Regions from separate parts of the Homo sapiens genome. Here all the other regions are linked to region 2. Evidence: chromatin loops called from intact Hi-C (ENCODE). Cell type or tissue: heart right ventricle. All regions are shown on one strand.

Evidence for each region. A loop is a pair of places that touch in the nucleus more often than their neighbours do. Peaks named below come from ENCODE experiments on the same cell type or tissue, not always from the same donor. Only the 100,000 strongest peaks of a DNase experiment are listed, where the experiment ranks them.
Region 1: a loop joins it to region 2, with 4 times the contacts of the local background. A loop is called at or near these places in 47 of 110 quality-filtered maps.
Region 3: a loop joins it to region 2, with 3 times the contacts of the local background. A loop is called at or near these places in 27 of 110 quality-filtered maps.

What each region holds. Positions count from the first base shown.
Region 1 is chr22:43,825,102-43,833,101 of GRCh38, reverse strand. It overlaps SULT4A1 (sulfotransferase family 4A member 1), which reads left to right. Exons shown (of 7, transcript NM_014351.4): 6 at 3,904-4,042; 7 at 6,989-8,000. The coding sequence ends at 7,101. Among named protein-coding and RNA genes, the nearest start is that of EFCAB6-DT, 17 kb to the right of the region's middle. RefSeq lists an enhancer at 4,354-5,116. In heart right ventricle, CTCF peaks have their summits at 3,997 (motif pointing left) and 6,505; DNase peaks (open chromatin) are centred at 2,631 and 3,931; H3K4me3 peaks cover 853 bases; H3K27ac peaks cover 2,457 bases; H3K27me3 peaks cover 1,521 bases.
Region 2 is chr22:43,396,111-43,404,110 of GRCh38, reverse strand. LINC01639 (long intergenic non-protein coding RNA 1639) reads right to left here and starts at 3,780. Exons shown (of 4, transcript NR_146918.1): 1 at 3,657-3,780; 2 at 1,880-2,006. In heart right ventricle, a CTCF peak has its summit at 3,547; no DNase peak of the experiment used is centred here; H3K27me3 peaks cover 3,273 bases.
Region 3 is chr22:43,880,950-43,888,949 of GRCh38, reverse strand. PNPLA5 (patatin like domain 5, triacylglycerol lipase) reads left to right here. Exons shown (of 9, transcript NM_138814.4): 5 at 1,299-1,359; 6 at 2,462-2,647; 7 at 4,605-4,737; 8 at 7,276-7,392. Among named protein-coding and RNA genes, the nearest start is that of PNPLA5, 7.1 kb to the left of the region's middle. RefSeq lists an enhancer at 4,997-5,727. In heart right ventricle, CTCF peaks have their summits at 3,579, 3,779 (motif pointing right) and 5,661 (motif pointing left); a DNase peak (open chromatin) is centred at 3,781; H3K27me3 peaks cover 4,436 bases.

The DNA.
Region 1 (8,000 bases), 430 kb before region 2:
AGGAGACACCTGTGGCCTGGCCCATGGGAAAGAGGAGAGACGATGGGGTGCAGATGTGGACTGTGAGGTTGCTCCTGTGGGGCAGAGGCCTGAGTGCCAGCTGGAAACCATGTCGATGTAGGGGACAGACAAGGCCAGCCTGTGGGGCTGCTAGTGTCAGTGGCTGACAGACAAGCAGGTTTAGGTTGAGTAGCAGTGGGTGGGAGCTGGGATGGGGAGGAGGTCTGCTGGGAGACAGACAGGAGAGCTGGGTGCTGGGGAGGGTGAGCCAGTGCTGGAGTTGGAGGTCAGAAAGCCCAGGGGTAGGAAGGCCAGCCTTGTACTTTCCCCACACCTGCAGGAAGACGCCAGACCTGGCTGTGAACAGAGCCACACGAGGTCCCCTATGGCGCTGGGGTGGGGGCTGTGCCTTGTGGCCCTGGGGTGGTGGGGTGTTTGTTGTGGCCCTGGGGCGGGTGGTGTGTGCACTGTGATCCTGGGGTGGGGGTGTGTGCGTTGTAGCCCCGGGGTGGGGGTGTGTGCACTGTGATCCTGGGGTGTGGGGGTGTGCCTTGCGTTTCCTGCAGTTGTTCTTGGGTTGCTTTGTGCTCACACACTGGGGCCTGTGGTCAGCACGGGCCAGGTCGGCCTTCGCAGGAGCGTGGCCTTTCGGGGCTTGCTCGATGTGCAGGAAGGACCCCGTCTGCAGGTCTGCTGCCGGCTGGCGCATGCTGTCGGTTCCCCACATGGGTCCTCACCATGGCTCTGTGTTATGGTGAGGAAAGAGCAAGGTCATGTGGCGGTCTAAGGTCACACGCGCCATGGAGCCGACTGCTGGGTGAGCCTGTCTGACTCTACATGGGCCTCCACCTGTCTGCCTCTTGTCCACACAACTTGACACAGAGCCACATTTAGGGTCCCTGCTCACGCCCAGAGGACGGTGTGGTAGAGATGAAGGTGTAGCCCAAGCAGGTTGGAACCCTGGTCCTGCCGCTGACCTCTGTGAAGCCGTCGGCCGTGGTTTCCTGTGGTGCTGGGGAACAACGTGGGCTCTGGATGCTGGCTGCTCAGGCCAAAGTCCTGACCACCCCAAGCCTCTGTAAAGTGGGGAGGTGACAGCACCCCCGTCACTGTGTGGCTGGGAGGACTGTGTGAGCATCACCTACGTGCAGGCCTGGCACGGGCCCGCCTGGTGTGTACCTTTTTGTGGTGGTGTCATGCACAGTGAGGTGTACTTGGCACACACGTGGGGCTTGACAGCCTTTTACCTGTCACATCTGGGCAGCCACCTTCCAGATCCAGAACATTCCAGCTTCTTGCAGTTGATACCCCTGCTTCCCAGAGGCCACCGCGGTTTCATCTCCCTCACCGGAGCTTGGCGTTGCCTCTTTGGAACCTGTCAGGTGTGGAACTCGCATGGGTTTTGCTGTCTGGCTTCTGCGCAGATGGCGAGGCTCCTCCACCTGCGTGGCGCGGAGCTCTGTTCTTTCCTGTGCTGTGGTCGGTGCTCCGTTGCAGCACGAATGTGCCACCGCTTCATCCATCCAGTGTTGCCGGGCGTGGAGGCCATTTTCACTTTGGGGTGGTCATGAATAAAGCCTCCGTGGACGTTCTGGAGTCTTGGTGGACGTCAGCACTTGTGCTTATCGGGCCCATACCCAGGAGTGGAATTTCTGGGGTCCTGGGTGTGCATTTGTCAGCTGGTCACTATTTTGCCACCAATGACATAGCATTGAACATGCACTGCCCAGGGCCACTGAGGCCCCAACATGAGAAGGTGAATAGGGAAAGCGCCCAGCTGGCCAGCTGCCCACACATCTCGGGGGCAGCTGCCGGGTCAGCAGTTTCTTCCTGGAGCTTCAGTTTCCTCAGCAATGATGGACTGAAGTTTTAAGGTCCAAACACACACTTTACTCCAAGCCCTTAAAGGGAAGTTCATCCTTCTCTGCCTTCCAGGCTCCCCAGTGAAAGTGGTCAGACCTGTTGCTTTCAGTCCGTCAGGGTCAAGGCCACCAGCCCTGCCTGGAACTTTAAGAGCTGCCGGGGTCAGTGCTGGGACTTCATTTTCTATCAAAGCCGGTCTGTGACTCAATGGCATCCCTGGGACAGTCAGCGTTTCGCCTTCTAATTGGCATGGGTTTATTCTTTTTTTAGGAACCTCAGTAATGGCTTGTTTTAATGGAGGTCAAGTCACATTTTTAGGAATTAATATTGTTTACATCTTACTCCAGAAAACTAGCCCCGAGTGAGCATGGTTGTCTCCAGGACTGTGGTGTGGGTCCATGTGTTCTCACCCTGGGGTTGAGAGGGAATGCTTCCTGCCAGAGCGCTCACTGCCTGCGCTCCACTGCACCGCAATTACAGTGGCCCTTTCCCACGAGCCGGGCACTGTGCCAGGCACCCCGGGTATATTCCCACTTCATCCTCAGTCATCTTGCAGGGTGTTCTCACCAGTCACGGGGTGCCCTGACTGCAACCGTGTGGCCAGCTAGTACCTGCCCATGTGGAGGCACGACCCCAACACGCTGGCTCCGTGCCGTGGTGTGCGGCCTCTTGCTGCGGCCCTGTCGCTAGTTCCAGATGGGGAATGTGTGGCTCAGAGAGGTGAAGTGGGCCGTTCCTGCCAGCTGACCTGGGCGTTCTGCCTGATCCCTGCTGGGTTTCATAACCAGCAAGTGTCCTGTGACATGTTGCTGGATGTAGCCTGGCAGAAACGCCCCTTCCTCTGAGATGGACGTCACGCCGCAGTGAGCTGCCCCACGAGGATTCTGCTGAACGCTCCAGCAGGCTGACTTTAAGCCAGCTGTGTCCTTCTTGCGGCATCTCTTCTGAGAGCCAGGTTTCTTCACTCTTTCTCCATTGCTACCCTTTTTCTTTGAAATGGAGTTCTTGGTGGCAGGGCAAGGGAAAGGGAGCTCTGTATTCCTTGGCTCATTCTCTAATAACTGTTCCTCTGACTCTTGAGTCAAGCCCTGCGCCCGGGATGCACCACACCCCTGCCTGTGGAAGGCAGTGCGAGGCCAGAATCAGACCTGCAACCGCTGCTGCAGGAGTCAGCGCACTGTGGGGACCCAGGGAGGAGCTGGCGCCCACACCAGCTGACTCCCACACCAGCGGTCAGAGAACATTGTCTTTTAAGGTTTCCGAAGTGCTGCAATAAAGAAATTAAATCATCTTTTCACTGTAGGACTTTTTAGAGGCTTTAATGCGGGAATTTGCTTTACAAACCTTCCAGAGAGGAAACAGCCTCCAGCATCTTCCTAATGGGACCAAGGCACCTCTAGGTGACAGCTCAGGGCTGTGATTGAGAAGACGAGGAGCCTCATCTCTTGGGGAGAAAGTGGCAGGGGTGGGGGGCTGGGGAATGGCCCCCTCAAGACGGTTAGCCACATCAGTGACATTCCGCTGTCAGGCGTGGTAAAATAATGGGGCAGGGTATGGCAGGCATGACGGAATCTTGCCTGTGATGAAGCGGGCTCCCTGCCCAGTGCAGGGCCATCTGGAGACCAGAGGGGCCTCCCTGCGCTCCCAAGGGCCAGCCCAGACGCCAGCTGACAGGCAGCAGGAAGGGAAAGAGGAGCCCATTAGGTCTTGCTCCTCACAAGAACCATGTTCTGAAATATGTTTTTTACTTCTTGCTCCTGTTAAAACTTAACCACACCTCTATTAAGACCTCATGTCTGCAACCCAATTCCCTGGAGGACCAGGGTTTGAATTCAAGATCTCCACGTGAGAGCTGAGCACACTTGGGCGATTTCTTAACCTCTTAGTGTTATTTCTGGACAAGGCTGATGTCAGCCTTGTGAGCATTAAGTAAGGAAGGCCGTGTGTAAAAAGTCCTCAGCGTGTGCCCAGCCTGGGGTCGTGTCCAGTAAAAGGCCCCGCCTCTGATGGGCTGCTCTGCTCTCTGCACTTGTCTTCCAGGACCTGGTGACGATGGTGGAGCAGCTGGCCAGATTCCTGGGGGTGTCCTGTGACAAGGCCCAGCTGGAAGCCCTGACGGAGCACTGCCACCAGCTGGTGGACCAGTGCTGCAACGCTGAGGCCCTGCCCGTGGGCCGGGGTACGTGCCCCACCCTGCCTCCCGCCCAGGCACTCCCCACCCCAGCCAGGCTGCTTTCTCTGCCTGCTTAGGGAGCCGAGTCCGGTCCCTGTTGCCCTCCCTGCTCTCCTTTTACAGCAGTCTGTAGCTGGCCCATGGCCTGTGCTCTGTTAGCTGGTGCCCATGGATGGCACAGTGCTCATGGAGTGACGGAGTACCCTGCCCGCTGGTGTTTGCATTGCCTCCAAGCAAACAGTGTTTTGACTTGAAAAAGTGCATTTCAGGCTTTGTGGGCGGGATGTTTCTCAGCAGGGAGTCTACTCAGATGGCCTGAAATCAAACGCCCCACAGAGCAGATCCAGGGACTGGGTTTGGTGCTATGACATGTCAAAGCGCAAAGCATGCTGATGGGTTTCTCAGTCTCTAACTGACTTGTGGGAGAGTTAAATGAAGTGGGCGGGAAGTTAGGAGACACCGTTTTTCTTCCTTCACTGAGTGGACGCTGACTGAGCATCTTCTGGGTGCAGGCAGCACAGGTGAGGCCTAGCCCCACTTCGGGGTGGTGAACTTAAGCAGACAGTACCAAGCTAAGCCGCTGCACAGAGGGAGGCCAGTTCCTGCTCTTGGCGGCAAGTGACAGTGGGCATGAGGCAGCTGGAGATGGGGACAGTGTTCCTGACAGGAATCCTCCCCAGATCCACCTGGGTTGCTCCCCCTGTCCTTAAGGGTGTGTGGCATTTGGCTTTGATGATGGAGAGCCCAGGCTCTAAAACCCCTGAATCCCAGGGTGCTGGCCTTGGCCATAGGAGGCCCCCTGTTGGTAAGTATGAACCTGATGGACACTTGGTGTGTTGGGCACTTCCTGGGTTGAGAATGTTTGCAGGGAGGGCCCAGAAACGTGGATGGCTCTGTTCAGCAGCAGCCCCACAAGATGGAGTGGGAGATGCCTGGGGCGGATGAGAGACGCGCTGGGCTCCAGCTCAGCTCTGCTGCCCTCTGGGAACGCAACATAGGTCAGGCCTTCAGCTTCTGCGGCTTTTTGTTCTTCTCTGAAAAGGGGCTGATCACGGCTAAGGGCGGTTTGAAGGTCAAGTGCAAAGTGCCGTCTCTTATAAAGGCAGAGCAGTGGACTCCTCAGGAGGAAGTGAACTGAACCACAGTCCCTCTCGACTTCTTTCCTGGCTGCATTTTCATAAATATTTGTTATTTAACATTTATTTGCTCTTTTTTAGTTTTGCTTTTGCTGTGTTTTGTTATCCTTGGATGTGACCTTCTCCAAAATACCCCTTTTGGTTCACGTGTGTGTGTGTGTGTGTGTGTGTGTGGTGAAGCAGCGTCGAGAACATACTGTGTGCCCATATGCTCCTTCCCTTGGGTTTGCTTTATCATGGTTTACCTTGGTTTTGCTTTATTTCAGTTCTTTGATTTGTTTTCTTTTAGCACATTGCGTCTTTGCTCGGAAGATCTTCTTGAGTTGGTGAGAATGCAGGGCCGAGTAGCCAGCTGCATTGCTTAGATTTGATTCATGTCACAGCATAAATTGTCTTGATTCCAAATCCTAAACCAGGTGGGTGACTCCTCTGACGAGCTCTCAGCTGTCTCAGCTGAGAAAAATAATCATGGAAAAATAGTTTGGTTGCTCTAGCAGCTTCTAATTTTGCCCCTTAGGTATCATTAAAGGGTTACAAGAATAATTTTTCTTGTTTTTCTCTCCAACACTGATAATTTTTTGTTACCAAAGAGAAAGTCCGTGTTACGTTGGGTATTTTAGCTCAGCATTTGCAGGGTTGCAGTTTGAAAAACCTGAGGTCCTGCCTGGACAAGGACCGCTGTTAATAACGGAGCTAGTGAAGGACATTTGCTGGAGACAGAGCTCTGATCTCAGAGAGCTGACAATGGAAAGAATTCTAAACGAGCAGTTCTTCAAAAGCAGGGAGGCAGTACTCGGGTGATGTGCTCACAGCTCCCATAACTGGGAAGTTTGGAATCCCCGCCCCAGACATCTTCACGGTCACCGTTGCTATTGGACTAGACCAACCTAAGATTTTATATTAACAAAGACAATGGGAGCAACAACTTCTCTTGTCATGTTGAGCTGTCTTTCGTTTTTCCAAAGCCTTCATAAACCAGCGTAGACCGGTGCCTGCAGTTTATCCCACAGCTCAGCCCTCCCTTGTGGCTGCCAGGAAGAGGTCTGGGTTTCTGACTAAGCCTGGGCTAGAGCAGCTGGGGGCTGTGCCCAGACTCATTTTATTGTTGACTCAGGGAATTCTCACTGCAGTGCATGTTTTGCATCTAGTCTGTAAAGCTAGCTAATGCTGCGACTATTTGATTCACTTTAAATTCCTCCCCAGGGTTTGCCAGGGCAGGCTTCTTGAAATCTGCATCTTTGGCCCAGTCAGGAGGGCTTCCTACTTAGTGTAAAATTTTCTGCACTTTGAATGATTTTTTTTTCCTTTTCAAATTCTCCCGAAGCCAATGACGCCTTGGTGGCACTGTTGAGCTGTGAGTGGATAATGGCGTGGGAAGGGCCAGGGCTGCCTGTGATGCCCAGAGCAGTGCACTCCCGCGGCAGATCATACTCGCTCCTGGGATGTTTATTAAACACCTGCCACGTGCCAGGTGCCGTTCTAGGTGCTGGGGACCCAGCACTGAACAGGAGTAGAGTCTCCCTGGTGGGCCCCAGCGGGGGGTGTGGAATGGCACCAGGAGGTGGTTGTGGCTCACTGTGCCACAGCCTCAGAGGGAAGCTGGTTCAGGTCATGTTCTGCCGCATCCAGTAGTTTCACAAATGTTAGGGGACCACCTGGTCTGTAGCTCAGACGGCCCTTCCTGCCCCCATAGGCCAAGTTCAAAGGGATCCAGGAATAGATCTGGAATGTTCCAGATCCATTTCCAAGGCTTCCTTTAGTTCAGTAGCTGGCCGGACAGCAAGTGGCCCCAGCAGTTCTCTTGTTTGCGTTTCAGGAAGAGTTGGGCTGTGGAAGGACATCTTCACCGTCTCCATGAATGAGAAGTTTGACTTGGTGTATAAACAGAAGATGGGAAAGTGTGACCTCACGTTTGACTTTTATTTATAATAACAGAAACAACAACCTGCATGCTCACAATACCCAGACAGTCTACTAGCCAAAAGTCCTGTATGCATTCATTTATTCCTTGCTGGACAAACTCTGGAAGCAGCGTGTGAAACAGCGGGGGAAGGGAAGAGCGGCGTGAGCGGAGGGAGTGTGATGATTCCCAACCGAAAGCAGCTGTCTCGCCTTTAGAACGTGCAGCCTCTCCATGTCTGATTACAAACAGTCTCCACATTGCAGTTCCAATGGCCTGGACCGTAAGGATAAAGCCTGTAATATATGCAACTAGAATGTCTGCCTTTTCAACCCCGTATTATTGTATTTTATAGAGCTTTTCACTGGAAATCTACATAAATGTCAGTAAACCAAATAAAAGTTCATTTCCAAGGGGAATCAGGAGCGAGCCACACCCGAATGGTAGAAAGATCTCAGGGTTAACTCTTTATTTTTGTAGTTTTATTATCTAAGGCACAGCCATTCTGTTCTCACTTGGTTCTGAGATAGTGGTGAGAACAGAGGATGAGTTGGGTCTGTTGGGGGGAATCTGGACACTTGTTTATTCTGACGGAGTTCACTTCTTCAGAACCTTCCTGAAATGAGCAGAAATTGTTCACTAGGTCTTCAGAATGGACGTCCTTCTGCCAGAGACTTCCAGCGGGCGGCTCCAAAGGCCCAATGCAGAGGAGCCCGCGGAGCATGTGCTGAGGGAAGTCTGCCTGGTGAGGCTGGCAGGTGGGAGTCTAATGCAGTCAGGAGCATTTGCATGCAGTGGGTGGAGAGTCGGCCACCAAAGGACCGAGTTGCGCTCGGAATTTGAGCTGAATTCCACAGCCTTACTTTGTTTCCTGAAGTGATAGCCTACTAATGCTGGCAAGCAGATGCTTAATAGTAAATTTCTAAAA
Region 2 (8,000 bases):
GCTGGGGAGGGACAGTAGAGGTGGGGGAGGGACAGAAGAGGTGGGGAAGGGACAGTAGAGCTGGGGAGAAGGAGCAGTGCTGGGGAAATAGCACCAGACAAACTTTGCAGCTGCCCCCTGCTGCCCTCCTCAGAAAATAGGCCTCTCCCCTGCATTCCTGCAAGGTCCACCTGCTCCCTTTGCCCACTGCTTTTCCCCTGCCTGGGACCTGTTCTACCTTTGGGAACATCTACCTGTGAGAAGTTTTTTCTTCTGTTGAGCTTGGAACTTCTCCCTTTGCTTCTCACTCCACCTCCAGGACTGCACAGCACCCTCAGCTCCCTCCTGGGTTCCCCAGGGAGCCTTGGGGCCATCAGTGGAACTCCCTGAGCCTCTTCCTCCCCAGGCTCCACAGCCTGCCCTGCAGCTGTCTTGGCTAACCTGGCTGCACACCCCTGCCCTTCTCTGGATGAGCCCCAGTCTCTCTTTCCCCTCAAGGTGAGGAAGCCAGACCAGCTCAGGCCAAATGCAGCTCTTAGCAGGGTGTGGATGACACAGAACCCAGCTAGGCAGTGTCATGTGTCTGCCATGGCAGTCATTCACACCCTACTCCAAATGTTTCCAGCTATTTTCTAACAGCGTAGTTGAATTAAGGTCCAGTGGCCCAAGCCTGTGATCTCAGCACTTTGGAAGACTGAGGCGGGTGGATCACCTGAGGTCAAGAGTTCAAGACCAGCCTGGCCAACATGGTGAAACCCTGTCTCTACTAAAAATACAAAAATTAGCCACGTGTGGTGGCGGGCACTTGTAATCCCAGCTACTCAGGAGGCTGAGGCACGAGAATCACTTGAACCCAGGAGGCAGAGGTTACAGTGAGCTGAGATCATACCACTGCACTCCAGCCTGGGCAACAGAGTGAGACTCTGTCTCAAAAAAAAAAAAAAAAGAATAAAGTTAGACCTGGTGGGGACCTCAGTGCCCTTCTCCAACCCCACTCTATTCCTCCACTGTACAAATAGGAAAACTGAGACCCATGCTGAAGAAGAAGGAAGTGTAGGAGAGGAAATATTCTCTCCTCAGATTCCAGGAAAGGATAAATGGCTCCTGAAGAGGAGGTCAAGGTGTGAGGGCAAGACTAAAAAGAAACTTTTATGTTTTCTGTCCAGGATTGTTAATGCCTATTACCTGAGGCTGCAGAGGCTGCTGATAAACTTTACTATCTAATTCATCAGGAAAGAATCTATTTTGCCAATGAGTCAAGTGAGGTCAGAGGCACTGAATGACTTGGCCAAGGGTGCATTGCAACCCTGCCCAGATCTGCATGACCCCAACCTCCACATACTTCCACTCCCTGACACCACTCTGCAGGCAGCAGAGGGGAGGAGAAAGGTATGTGTGCATGTGCAGTCCCCAGGCCATCACCCAAGGGGACAGCGCTCAGCCTCCCTCCTGACTCCCATCCCTATACTCCCCTGACCACCCTGACCCTGCAAACCACTCACAGAGATCAAAGCTGCTATGTTTGAGCATCCCCCTTGAGCTGGTCACTCTGCACAAATTATGCATTTAATCCTCATAACCACCAGGAAAGATGGCAGTATTATCTCCAGTTTACAGATGACAAAATTGGGCTGGAAGAATGGACTTACCCAAGGTCACACCTTGAGTCTCTGGTAGGGCTGGAGTGGCACCCAGTTCTAGTGCCACTAGCAAAAGAAAAAGCCCAGGCAGGGGCAGTGCAGAAACTACTCAAACTCTATACCTCCCACTGTGTGTCCACAGCAGACATCACTAATCAATCACAGAACTCTTTCCTATTAAACTAGAATCCTTGCACAGGGCTCCAGGCAGCCATTCTGAGGGCTTGGCCCTAGAAACAATATCCACTCGCCACTCCTACCTGGGCCAAGGTCCTCTTGGAGCAGTCTGAACATTCCACTCCTGCCCTTGCACTCTTATTCAGCTGTGACAGACCAGAAACTGGCCCAGAATCCCAGAGTATTAGACTGGAAGGAACTTTAGGCAATCTGTGGGCATATAAGTGAACAAAGAGGTGAACTGACCCATGCATACAGCAAACTGGTAAAGCAGCCTCCGCACCAGGCCAGGCCTGGAGTTCCTGCTCCCTGTCCCCACCCCAGTGTCCACCACTCAGTTTCCCCAAAATGCAATGGAGCCCTGGGGACTGCCAGCCTTGCAGGGTGCCCCCAGAACCTGTGCCCCACAGGCAAAATGGCAGCTGGAAGTTTGGATGGTTATCTCAAAGCTTGCCACAGAAGCTGGTATCTCCCTGTGAAAGACCCACTGGGCTCCCAGAGGCAATTACGTCCCTGTAGGGCTGGGTCTGGAGCTGACCAGGGCCACACTGTGGTCCAGCAGGGCTCTGCCACCTCCACACTGCCATCTCTCCCCAGACCTTCCTCTCCTCACAGCTCGTGGGGTCTCCAGTTCTCTGCCTTGAAGACAAGCATACTTTGTATCTCACTGAACCAAGGAAACCCTCACCAGCCTAAACCCTAAGCTGCAGCCCTTCCTGAAACTCCTCTCTCCCCTCCAGTGTCTGCCTCCCTCAAGAGCCCTCTACTTGGTACCCCACTTCTCCACACCTTCAGGTACGCCCGGTGCACCCACCCCTCTCCATCTGCATTCATACTTGCTCGCATCAACTGACCTAAGAAACAGGCCTCTGTCCCTCCCACCTCACCCTCCTACTCCTGCCCCATCTCATCCACCTCCTCAACTGAGTTTCCTTAAACAGCCATCGCAGGTGCCCTCTCTGCTTCCCTGCCTCCTCAGGCCAGGCCAGGGCCACCAACGTTCTCCCTGGTGTCTAGTGTGGTCTTGCTCAGACCTCATCCTGCTCACTCCTGGCATATGGGCCCCTCCCCCACTCTCAGCCGCCCGGCTGTGGCCCTCAAGTCTCCATGGTCTGGTCCCAGAGTCCAGCCTCATCCAGATGCACTGACCAACTTTCTTCTCCTGCCCTGGGACTCCATGCTGGCTCAGTCCTCTGCACCCTTGATAAACAATCACAGCAGCAATAACAAAGATACTGCTTCTCTAGAACGAACATGGGCCCATCACTGAGCTGAGCATGAATTAGCCAGTTCCGTCTTCCATCAAACCTATTGATTTGTTGACTCCAGAAAAATTCAGTGAATGCCTACTCTGTGCCACTCACTACTCTCAGCACTGGGGATACAATAATGTAATGATGGTATTGTTCCAATTGCACAACTGTGGAAACTGAGGCCCAGAGAGGCTAAGTGACCTGCCTGGGCTCACACAACCACGAGGTGGGTTCCAAATCCTACACCCGCACACACACCCGTGCCATGGCCTCCCTGTGGGCCACACACTCCAGAACCCTGCCCCCATCCCCCACTCCTCTGTCGCCCCTGGAGCCCAGCATCCTCAGTGCTTTGTTCTCTCCAGAAGCCCCCTCCCACCACCGCCACCACCCGCCGCCAGCCCGGCTGCTGCCTCCCTGGGAGCTGCTGCCAAGCCGTCAGCTCCTGTCATCACCCCAAGGCAGCCAGAGGGAGCACCAGCAGCAGCTTTGGCACACGCCACCTCCGGCCGCTCCACAGCCACCAGGCCAGCAGGATGGGCGCCCCTCCCGCAGCCATGCCATGGGAGTATCAGTGCAGGGGGATCCAGCCCTCCCCATTACAAACCAAGAAACCGACGCTGGAGAAGAAACTCTGAAGTTCAGCCAGGCCTCCGGTGACAGTGGCTAAATTTGTAAAATCAACCCATCGTGGTGATGATCCAAAGTCTCTGGAAGGCAGTCCCTCTGCTGGCATAGTCCCCTGTTCAACCTGCCACCAGCCTCTGGGAGCTCAGTGGGGTGGGGCACTTCCTCAGAGGAGGGTTCTGACCTCCGCTCAGGTCAAAGTTCCCTCTCAGGTGCCCATGGCACCCACCCCAGGTGCTCCGCCAATAGTCAGCCCTGGGGTCACCCAGCCCTGAGGTCATCCAGCCCTGAGGTCACCCAGCCTTGAAGTCACCCAGCCCTGAGATCACCCAGCCCTGAGGTCACCCAGCCCTGAGGTCATCCAGCCCTGGGGTCGCCCAGCCCCAGCTCCCAGGTGACCTCCGTGGAATCACTCCTGTCCCCTCCCCTTCCTCCTGGTCAGGCAGGTGACCGCGGACGAGGTGTGGACTCAGGTCCTGTCCTTGCCTGCCTTCCTGCTATCCCTCCTGGGGGAGGAAGCCCTGGGAGGGAGGCGGGCGCCCTGCTGGGGCCACATGGGGACCGAGGAGCACACGTGGCCAGGCCCGACCACCACGAGACTGTGCGGGCCGCCTGGGGCTCCCCCACAGGCGGGGAAGGCACCCCCGCTGCGTGACTCTCTCGGCTGCCACAGGAACCTCGTCCGAGGAGTTTAAGGAAAAAGGTTGTCCTCTGAGGGGGCCATAGGTTGAAGGAAGGGGCAAGAAGGCAGTGTGTGGAACAGACAGGCCCACGCGGCTCCCAAGTCGCTGCCACCTCCAGGCTCCAGGTCTCCTCCCCGGGTTCAGAATCACAGGAGAGAATCCCATTGGGTTTCACTTGGGTCACGTGTCCAGCCTGGACCAATCAGCCATGGCAGGGGTGGGGCCATCTGGAGGGAGTCTGGCCAGTCCCAGAGAAGAAAGAGCCTGTGGGCGAGGCAGTCACCGACACGCAGCTTCCCATTTTACAGGAGGGAGGTGGACAGGCCCCCAAGGAAAGATCCCTGGGCACTGTGTCCTTGCGTCTCTGGATCAACCCAGACAAAGGCCCTGCAGTGGGAGGGAGCCACGTGTGCCCTGGTGAAGAGGAGGAAGAAGAGGTGTGGTAGGTCCCCAGTGGAGGTGTGTACCAGGTGTGCCCTGGTGGAGAGGAAGTAGGGTAATGTCCCAATGGAGAGGACCCCCGAGGCGGCCGACGGACTTCGGTCCATGCAGCAAGACAGACATGAGAGACCCCTGTTTCCAACAATGACACTGGTAATAGGAGCCCAGGAGATGACTGGGAGGAGGGAGGGAGTGGACAGGGAGAGATAGAGGGTGAGCAGCTGAACCCAGGCCACTGAGGACAGGTAGAGGGAGAGGAGCCACCGGCCTGGGCTCCTCCAGGACACCCAGTGGGGCTCGCTGGGTGACATGGGGGGATCGAGGGCAGGAAGCCAGCTAGGGGGAGGATGAAGAGTTCAGTTGGAAACACTTGAGCATGAGGTTCTGTGGGGTACACAAGAGAGCTGGCTAGAGGGCAGGGGCCACAAGGAGAGAGGCCTGAGCTTTGATCGGGGACTTAGGGGTGACTGGCAGTGACACAGGTGGCCCAGGAGGCCACGGGAGTAGTCAGGATCTTATAGGAAATGGCCAGAAGAGAGGGGGCCAGGACTGGGTCCTGAGGAACCCAAAATCCAGGAGAAGGGTGCAGAGGAAGGAGTGCGGGGAGAGCAGGGAGGGGTGAGACCAGATCCTGTAGGAGAACTTGGACTTAGCAATGGGATGCCATAGGGGACCTTGAGGAGAGGGTCCCCATGGGGGCTAGGATGATGGTGATAAGAAGGGGAGACATCCCCCGAAAAACGAGGCATCTCCCTATGCCTCTGAGTCTCCAGCACTCGGGAGCGATCCTCCATTATGTTGAGAATAATGACTCCAGTGTCCATCGGGGGCAGAGGTTTCCTTGGCTAGAAGAGACCACTGTCTGAAATGTGTTGGGAAATGGCTGTGCTGTGTTCCCAGGGCCACCTAGCAAAGCCAAGGTCATCCACATTTGACAGATGGAAAATGAGGGGAAGCAGCTCATCCAAGGGGCACATCCATGGCAGAGCTGGGACCAGGATCAGGACCTTGGTGTCCAGCCTCTCTTCCTGGCCCTGACCACATCCCAACTGCTACTTCCAGTGAATGTCATGGCCATAGTGGGGGAGACTGGTTAGACTTCCTCTCCTCAGGCCTTGGCCCTCCTTCCAGGGGCCTGAGCCAGACCTCTGCTTGACCATGATGCCCTCTTTAGCCCGGCCTGGGGAGGCCAGGAAGAGCCCAGCCTGCAGGTGCCCCAGCTCTCACATGGAGGCCTCAGGTGGGGTCAGCTCCTGCCAAGCCCCGGATGTCCTGGGCAGATGCCCACTCTGGTCACCACCAGCAAATGAACTCCAGAGAACAGCAACCACACTCACTAGCAAGCCAACACCAGCAACCCCACATACCAGCAACCCCGCACACCAGCAGCCCCGCACACCGGCAGCCCTGCACACCAACAACCTCAGGAAGGAGGCAGTGGGCATTTGAGTTCTCAACGAGGGCAATTCCAGGACTATTGTGGGAGCTTTGGCACTTGTTGGACCAAGATTCCCGTTCTGACTCTGCCACCTGCCACCTGCCCCCTGCACAACCTTGGGCAAGTCCGGACACCATGTCAAAACCTCAGTTTCCTCATCTGCAAAATGGGCTTTCTATGCCCATCTGCCAGGAAGATGAGGATTAAGGGGCCCCCCTTTGGATAGTTGCCTGGAGAGCGAGGGCCCCTGTTTATGTCAGGTATTGAGCTCAGCACCAGCAAAAGAGGCACAGGTGATCCAGTGCAGAGCCCAGCCTCACATCGCTCACTCCAGGGTCCTGATATTTCCTATAAATGTGATCCAGGATTGAGTTCCTGGTTCCCTGCCTTCGTCTGCACCATGCCCTCTGCTTACTGTGCCCACACCATGCCAGTTTTCCAGGCTGTCGCTAGCCCTTGGCCTGTGTCTGCACCCTCCAGGCTGACCAGTGCCAACGTGGTCCCAGCCTTCTCCCTCTCTTTGGCGGCAGTCATTGGTGCCACACAAACAGCCCATCTGAAGCTCACGTTCAAACACAGCCACCCACGGGCCCAGGACACTGCAGGAGCCAAGTGGACGCCCCTCCCCTTGCACCCCTCGCAGTGAGGGAGGGCGGGCAGGACCAGGCGGCCCGCACAGGAAAGCGGGTGTTTACACTGCAAACAGAGGCTGAGCAGAGATTGTGCCGTGGATTCAGCTTCAGGGAGGTGCAGACGCCCAGGTGCCAGGCCTGGTGTTTGCCCCCAGCCCCAGGGGTTCTTGCTGCCACCCGCAGCGCGGAGCATTGCTGAGCTGTATTTGCCCCCAGCGCTCAGCCTGTGCCGTGTGCGGTGGCGGCGGAGTGCCCTGGCTACAGGGCAGCCGCTGGTGCCTGCTCACCCTCCGCAGGCTGCTTCCTTCTGCCTGGGATTCGGCTGCCATGGCGCCTGCTGCTGAGCAGCCCGGCTCTTAACAGAGATGCAGGACCGATCCTGCTTCCTGCCCCAGGCCCTGCCCCAGCCAAGGGCCCACCACCCCCAGCCTCATCAGCTCCCCACTCTCTCTGTCCTCACCTCCCTGCCTGCCACATCACCCCAGACTCTAATCACTGTGAGCGCCGCCCCAGCAAAGGCCATTCCAGCCCTCCCTCATCCCTTTGACAAGCAGCCCTGGTTTGGGCCTCTCTGCTCCTGCCAGTGGTGGAGGTGAAGGAGCAGCTTCTACCCAGGGGGCGAAACAGAAGCCTGGAAGAGAGGCCAGGACCTCAGGCTCTGAGCCAGGCGCCCAGCCCCACCACTCAGGGGCCGGGTGGTGACCTCGGGCAATCACTGTGCGGCTCCGGGCCCCTTTCTCCTTCATCTGTAAAATGGGAAGATGCCAATCTTAGTCTCCACCTCGCAGGGCCAGCATGAGGATTAAATAAGTCAGGGCAGTAGAGCATTTAGAAAAGTATCCAGCTGGGCGCCGTGGCTCACGTCTGTAATCCCAGCACTTTGGGAGGCCGAGGCAGGCAGATCATGAGGTCAGGAGATCGAGACCATCCTGGCTAACATGGTGAAACCCCGTCTCTACTAAAAATACAAAGAAAAATTAGATGGGCGTGGTGGGGGACGCCTGTAGTCCCAACTATTCGGTAGGCTGAGGCAGGAGAATGGCATGAACCCAGGAGGCGCAGCTTGCAGTGAACCGAGATCGTGCCACTGCACTCCAGCCTGGGCGACAGAGCAAGACTCTGTCTCAAAA
Region 3 (8,000 bases), 480 kb before region 2:
AAAGTCACACAGACTGGAAGCAGCAAAACCAGGATTCAGACCTAGAGCTGGCTCAGGCCCATGCTCTTGACCACCGTCCTTGACTGTGGCCAAATTGACCATCCATTGTAGAGGCAAGGCACAAATGCAAAGAAAAAAATGAAGGAAGCGTTTTTTTACCCCTTGGTATTTCTGGAAAACAGATAATTTGACAACTATTGAAATATACTCCTCCTGGCCGGGTGTGGTGGCTCATGCCTATAATCCCAGCACTTTGGGAGGCCAAGGCTGGCAGATCACTTAAGGTCAGGAGTTTAAGACCAACCTGGCCAATATGGTGAAACCCTGTGTCTACTAAAAATACAAAAATTAGCTGGGCATGGTGGCGCATGCCTGTAATTCCAGCTACTCAGGAAGCTGAAGCAAGAGAATTGCTTGAACCTGGGAGGTGGAGATTGCAGTGAGCCGAGATAGTGCCATTACACTCTAGCCTGGGTGACAGAGTGAGACTCCATCTCAAAAAAAAAAAAAAAAAAAAAAAAAAGAAGGAAAGAAAGAAACACACACACACACACACACACACACACACACACACACACTCCTCTGCCCCATCCACATCCTGGCTCTTCCTTGTCCCTTCTACCTCTCAGGTTTGTGTAGTGCTTTCTAAGTCACGAGACAAAGTCATGTTCATTTACTCCGGTACTCCCCACACCCCTGGGCGGGCAGGAAACCCCAGCCCCATTTTCTAGATAAGGAAGCTGAGGCACTCAGAGAGTTGGCACTGCCATGCTGAAGTCTCACAGCAAGGATGTGAGGGGGACAGCACCCTTTGCCACCAGTGGGACTTTAATCAGACAGGCAAGTGGGGCTCCTGGTTCCTCAGCCCACCTCAGTCTGGTACTGGAAGTAAACATCGAAGGGGCAAAGGGAACCCCCATCCACTGCCCTACAAGGGGCCAGACAAAGTCCCAGCCATCCCAGGCCTTGTTATCCCATTTTCCAGAGACAGAAACTGAGGCAAGAGAGGGGAGGGGCTGGGGCAAGAGCAGCCAGGGTGTCTCAGGGGGGAGATGCAATGGTCCTGCAGGGACAGAACTAGCCAAGCAGATCTGTTCTGCCTGCAGGCCTCTGGCCCCTCCTGCCCAGTGCTAAGGTCCTGCCCAGGCTCCTGCCCTGAGCCCTGTTGAATGGTCACTTGGGGAGAATAGGCTGGGCTGGGACTATTTCCAGTTGAAGATAAGTCTCTGGCCTGTGACATCCACTCGAGGGGTAGGTCCAGGCCTTGCCCATCTCACCCTTGCCCTGTGTGTTGGCAGGTAGTGGCCGACAACTGCAGACAAGGCTACCTGGATGCCCTGAGGTTCCTGGAGAGACGTGGTAGGTGGCAGTCCCACAGTGGCTGGGGATCATGTCCCACATGGTGCCAGGTAGACCCTGCCTCTTGGGCCTTTGAGCTGCTAGGGACATGGGCTAACTCAGTCTCTTCCTCATCATCTGCTCTGTGCTGGACCTGAGCTGAGTACTGGGGACTCAGAGAAGAATCACATACAAGTTCCACTGTTGAGCAGCCCGCAGCCTGGTACAGGGGGACAGACTCAGAGAGAGACAACCCAGGGAGATGGGTGTAGTGACAGAGGGATGCTCAAGGCTGTGGGAGTCCAGAGGAGGCATTGGACTCAGCCTGGGGGTTGGGGGTAGGCAAGGAGGGCTTCCTGGAGGCAGTGACAGATAAGCTGGGTTTTGACTAGTTATGAAGACACCAGCAAAATTGAAGATTCCAGCAAAAGAAGAGGGCATTCTAGGCAGAGGGAAAAACAAGAGAGAAGGGACAGAGGCAGGCACCTTGAGGGCACATAACTCAATATGGCAGGAGGGGTGTGTGTGTGTGTGTGTGTGTTCATGGGGCAGTGGGTGTGCCAGAGAGGTCTGGGCTGGAGAGCCTGAACATCATCCACAGGACAGAGCTCTTCAAATTGGTGCAATAGACATTCAGACACAGGCCACCTGGCTCCAGAACTCATGTGCTCAAGTCCTACGTTACAACCAAAAACACACAATCAGGAGGCATTTGGCGAGCGCTTAATATGTGCCCAGACGTGAGCTTAAGCTTTATGTATTTATCTTGTTTAATTCTCAGAGTAACTGTATAAAGCAGGTCTTACTTTTCCTTTTTTACAGAGAGGGAAACTGAGGCAAAGGGCATTGGGTCACATAGCTTGCAGGTGGTGGAGCCAGAATTCGAACTCTGGATTGTGTCTTTGGGGTCTGGGCTCTGATGAGCCACTCGAAAGTGGGCAGGGAGCAGGGCAGAGCAGGGCCAGGGGAAGGCAGAAGGGAGTCATCCGGAATAAGCTGTGGGTCCGTCCCACAGCACAGTGGATCCCCAGAACTGGGTTTGGGCTCTGAGGGATGTGGGCAGCATGGGGCGCCTTGGGGAGGCTCAGATGCTTGACTTATCCTCTCCCTTCCCCTGACCCAGGACTCACCAAGGAACCAGTGCTATGGACGCTGGTGTCTAAGGAACCCCCAGCCCCGGCTGACGGAAACTGGGATGCTGGCTGTGACCAACGCTGGAAGGGGGGCCTGTCTCTCAACTGGAAAGTGCCCCATGTGCAAGTCAAGGATGTACCCAACTTTGAGCAGCTCTCACCAGAGCTGGAGGCTGGTAGGGACTCTACCTGCATTTGCTCACCTACCAGGGCCCTGCACTCAGGGGCCCGGGCTCAGGGACCCTGCCTTGAAGGCACTCGTGGTCTGGAAGAGGACAGGACTCATTTACTGAGCACCTACTAAATGCCAAGTGTGGTACTATGGGCTTTTCACATGTGGCATCGTTCATTCTTCCCCACAACCCTGGGCCTAGGCATTATTCGTACCCACTTCACTGATGAGGAAACCAAACCTCAGAGAAAGGAAGGGACTCACCAAGGGCTCAGAGCCTGCAACTAGGGGATTTGAACCCAAGCCTGTGCCTGCGAAAGCCAGGTCTTTGCCCACTGCCCCGGAAAGGGCGGGAGTGTTGACAGACATAGGAGAGGCACACACAGAGGGTTCTGGATTCCCCAGATGAAAATGAACTCATTTCATCCTTCCAACAACCATCTGAGGATAGTACAGAATTGTTCTCATTGTACAGATGAGGAAACCATAGCACAGAGAAGTTAAGCGACTTGCCCAAGGTCACACAGTAGCAAATGGCAGAACTAGGGGTTCTACTCGGAACCATTTAGTCTGCCCGCCCGCTGTGTGACTAAATGTCACAACTGCAACAACAGGAAAGTACAGAGTCCCACAGGCACATGTAACGATGGTGGGGGGTGACTTTGAGCAGCATCTAAGTGAAGCTGGAAAAGAGATGTTGGCCAGGCCAAGAGGCAGAAGAGCATCGGGGAGAGGGCATGGCACGTGCAAAGGTCCTGGGGTTGGTGAGGGACAGCCAGGAGGTCCCTGTGGCTGCGGCATGAGGGACAGGCAGCAGAGGTGAGCTTGGGAGGCTGGCAGGGTGGGCAGGTGGTCTCAAAAGCTGTGGGAGGAGCAAGTGAGGTGGGCGGGAGGGGGTGGTGGACCCAGCTGGGTGGGAAGAGGCTGAAGGGGTGGGAGGCTGGGAGGAGAGGGATGGCGGTCGAGGCCAGATCAGGGAGAGTGGGGTGGGCAAGGGGATGAGGAAGGGGGCCCCTTTCCATGCCGGAGACCACACGAGGACGTGCAGAAATGGGCGGGGACCTGTGCGGAACCCCTGAGGTCCAAGCTTGGGATTCTGGAACCCGGCAGTGTACCTGTAGCCACACGGGGGCACCAGAGAGCTGCCTCGGGTGGAGCACCAACTCCTGGGCGCTGCGCCCTCGCCATTTGGGAAGGGAATTGTGAATCTCATCTCTAATCCTCACCTGCCTGCCCAGGGAGGAATGTCCTGCTGGGATCCCCAGTTTATGGAGAAGGAAGCTAGGACTCGTCCTAGGACACTCGGCAGGTGGATGTGGAGCAGGGTCTCTGGCCTGTGCTATCTGTGAATCCTTGTAATCCTCCGTCTCCAGAGGGCAGTGGCCAGAGTGGACGTGGTGGCCTGAGCTGTGGCCTGGGCTGTGTCTGGAGGCTGGGATTTGGGCTCCGGCTCTGTCCCAGCCCAGATGCTGGTCCCTTCCACTCTGGTCAGGTCAGTGAATAGAGCACCCAGGAAATGGTTGCTGCGGTCATAGTTGTGGCTGTGGTTATTAATAACACTGTCGTGTTACTGTTATGAGAGAGTGTGGTGAGAGCATCTGTCCCAGCCTAGCAGGCCACAGACTTTCTAGAGGGGCAGAAGAGGTAGAAACAACTCAGGAGCCTGAGAGTCCTCAAGTCCATCCTGGCCCTGCCACTTCCTGTTGATGGTCCTTAGGCAAGTCACTTCTCCACTCTGAACCTCAGTCTCCTCATCTACGAGAGGGCATACACCCCTTGTCTCACGGACAACGATGAGCGCAGAGCTACCTGCTGGCCTGTGGTGGGGGCTTGCTCAGTGTTGCTTCTTCATCTGCAGAAGGTGGAGGGGGTGCAGTCTCTTACTGTGTGAAATGGGGGGGCTCAGGTTGCTGGCCCACAGACTTCAGGTGGGCAGGGCCATGCCAGGGCTTCTCTTGCAGCACTGAAGAAAGCATGTACGAGGGATCCCAGCCGGTGGGCCCGCTTCTGGCACTCGGGGCCTGGACAGGTGCTGACGTACCTGCTGCTACCCTGCACACTGCCCTTCGAGTACATCTACTTCCGCAGCAGAAGGTAAGGCTCGGCCAGGGGGCCTGGGAAGGGCCTGGCTTGTGGCGGAGACTGGTGCCCATGGCAGGAGGGGCGGCTGGCACACTGGGTGGGTAGGGCTCGGCGGGGTGGGGGGAGCCCGGCTGGTGTCCCCACACTGTGTGGTGTTGACTGCATGACTCAGAGCCTCTGTGATCTCCTCTGCAAAATGAGACTGGTGGAGAAGTGGCATGGTGGGTAGGATTGGAAGTCGGGGGCTTCCTGGTCGGCCTCCTGGGCCCTACACTGTCTCCGTGACCTTTGACCATTGCTCCACCCATCAGAATCTCAGGTTGGCTGTGTGGCTGGGTCTGAGTCTCTTGACCTCTCTGGGCTACAGGTTTCTTTTCTCTTCTCTTTTCTTTCTTTTCTTTTCTTTTTTTTTTTCTGACAGAGTCTCACTCTATTGCCCAGGCTGGAGTGCAATGGCATGATCTTGGCTCACTGCAACCTCTGCCTCCCAGGTTCAAGCGATTCTCCTGCCTCAGCCTCCTAAGTAGCTGGGACCACAGGTGCCCACCGCCACGCCCGGCTAATTGTTTTGTATTTTAGTAGAGGCAGGATTTCACCTTGTTGCCCAGGCTGGTGGCAAACTCCTGAGCTCAGGCAATCCGCCCGCCTCGCCCTCCCAAAGTGCTGGGATGACAGGCATGAGCCACCGCTACAGGTTCCTTTTCTGTAAAACAAGCCCCTTCCAAGCCAGGCCGGCTGTGGTTAGGCTCTCAGTAACATTCTGACTTGCTGGTTAATGTGCCCGTCTGCATCAGTTGTTCATTCATCCCACCAGCAGTTGCTGAGGACCTCTCAGGGGCCAAGGCCTGGCTGGGGGCCATGGAAGCAGCCCCGACGCAGACCCAGCTCCTGGCCTGGTGGAGCTCACGACCTACAAATTATCACACACTCACCTGTAACTACAGCGCCACCTAGAGGTTCCCTGGGAGAGGTCTACACTGGCTTCCAGCTGCACAGCTCAATCTAGGGACTCTCTGGCCAGGGAAGGCTGCCCGGAGGAGATGACTCTTAGGCTATAATCTGAAGGATGAGTCAGCGTCCACCAGGCAAAGAGGACAAGGAGAATGTTCTCGGCAGATGGAACAGCATGTGCAAAGATCCAGAGGCAGGAGGGAGAAAGGCCCATTCGAGGAGCAGGAAGGGAGGCCAGTAAAGCTGGAGCCTCAGGGAGTGTGCCGTACACGACGCAGGGGAGGCTGGTGGGGCAGACGCACTGAGCTCTGGAGCCAGCTGAGCGTGGTCTTTGTCTGGAGAGTGGTGGAAAGGCTGGGAAGGGTTTAAGCAGGGAGGTGTCATGGGGGGACCTGTATTTTCAAAAATTCTCTGGAAGAAGGTCTATGATGGTGAACCACAGGTCTCTGTCCTGCTCAATGTTGAGTTAATGACTGGGTCAGCCCTGCTGTTTAAATTGCCAGTGGCCCAAACCCAGGAGAGAGCTTTCTACCGACAGATTCTCCTCACGCTGAGCTGTTTACGGAAACCACAAGTTGAAATCCAAAAGTATAAATGTAAAGTCCAGTTTTCAGTTAAAAAAAGAAACTCATTGTGTGAGCCCCAAAGGGGAGCCTGCCCAGACCACAGGGAAGTTCACTCTTGGCATATTTCACAATACATATGTTCAACACATAGGTTGCATTAATAGAGGCAGGAGGTCCAGAGCAAGGGAGGTGACAGTCCAGCTTATGTCTTGCCGTCACACCACACTCTCTGGACTGCATGCCTAGTTTGAGGTCTGGTGTAGGGGCCCCTCCAAGGGTGCTGTGGTGCAGGTTGAGGCCCTGCAGTGGCCAGTGTCTGAGGTGTCCGGCCAGGGCTTTCTCAGGCCTGGCCCCACAGGGCTGTGGCTCTGCAGACAGACTCATGCTGTCTCTCCTCTGTGCTGGGATAACACGCAGTTCCAAGGACCCTGAATCTGGGGCTGGCTCCATCATGGAGGCAGTGGGGAACCACGGGGACATCTTGAGCAAGAGGGGGCTCTGTCAGCTGTTTTCGGAGGGCCAGCAGCTTCTGAGAGGAGAGTGGACGAAGGGGCATGGGGTAGGGAGGGCAGGGGCTAGCTGGGAGAGAAGAGAGAGAAATGGACGGCGATAAGGAGGACATTAGGAACTATGGGTGAGGTGACTGTCCTCATTTGACAGGTTCCCTGACCTGTGCAGGTCACCCAGCTGATGGGCAGGGAGGCTGGGCTGTAGCCTCAAGCCAGCCTGACCCCAAAGGTCCACCCTCTCCCTCCCTGCGCTTCCTACTTGTTTCCTCTGGAGTCAAGGAACCTAAGGCCTGGCCACCTCTGCCAAGTTCAAAGTCCATTTTGGATCTTTCCAACCCTGCAGGTGTCCCTGTGGCTCTGACCTGCTCTGCAACAGTGGCCAACGCTGCTGGCCCTTCTTCCCTAACCTGGGCAGCCCTCAGGAGCAGGGCTCCCGGCTGTGCTCTGGGCCTATGGGGAGGGTGGGCTTGGTGGGGCCACACCCCAGGCTCACCTGGGCAAAGCTGACCTGCCCCTTCCTCCAGGTTGGTGGTGTGGCTGCCCGATGTGCCGGCGGACTTGTGGTGGATGCAGGGCCTGCTGAGGAACATGGCCCTCGAGGTTTTCTCCAGGACCAAGGCCCAGCTCCTTGGGCCCATCAGGTGAGGTGGGCAGAGGGCAGGGATGGAGAGGGGGTGGCTGTGCTGGGGGGAACGCACCAGCTGCTTCCCTGGACCCTGGGTAGGCCGGCCATGCCATCTGCCTGCCCACCTGCTTACCTGCGTCCCTCTGGCCTACTCATGCAGCCATTGGCACGTGTGTTGGTCACTGCTGTGCGCCCGACCTGTGCTAGACGCTCTATGACAGTCACCTTGGTCAGTCTGCATGACCTGCCAGGTGCAGTCACTGGGCCACCCATGGGACAGGTGCCTCTTGCGGCTTCACCAGCTCCCTGCCAGTCCTCCTGCCATTGTTCCAGACGTCCCCACGTGACCTTGGACGAGGCTGGCCCTGTGTGTGGTCTGGCCTGCAGTGGCCTGGTCCCTCTTCTCTGACCAGCCCTCCAGACTTGGGGGGTCCTGTGTGGCCCTCCCCCACCCACTCGACAGTTATCTGTTTAGCAGGGACATCAGTGCAGTTCTCTGGGGAGTGGCCATCCCAGGACCTCCCTGACACTTCCAGCTCAGCCACACTGAGGTCCACATGTCCTCCCTCAGAGCAGGATTTGGGGGAAGAGTGACCTGGGTTCACTGTGGCTGCGCCTGCACCC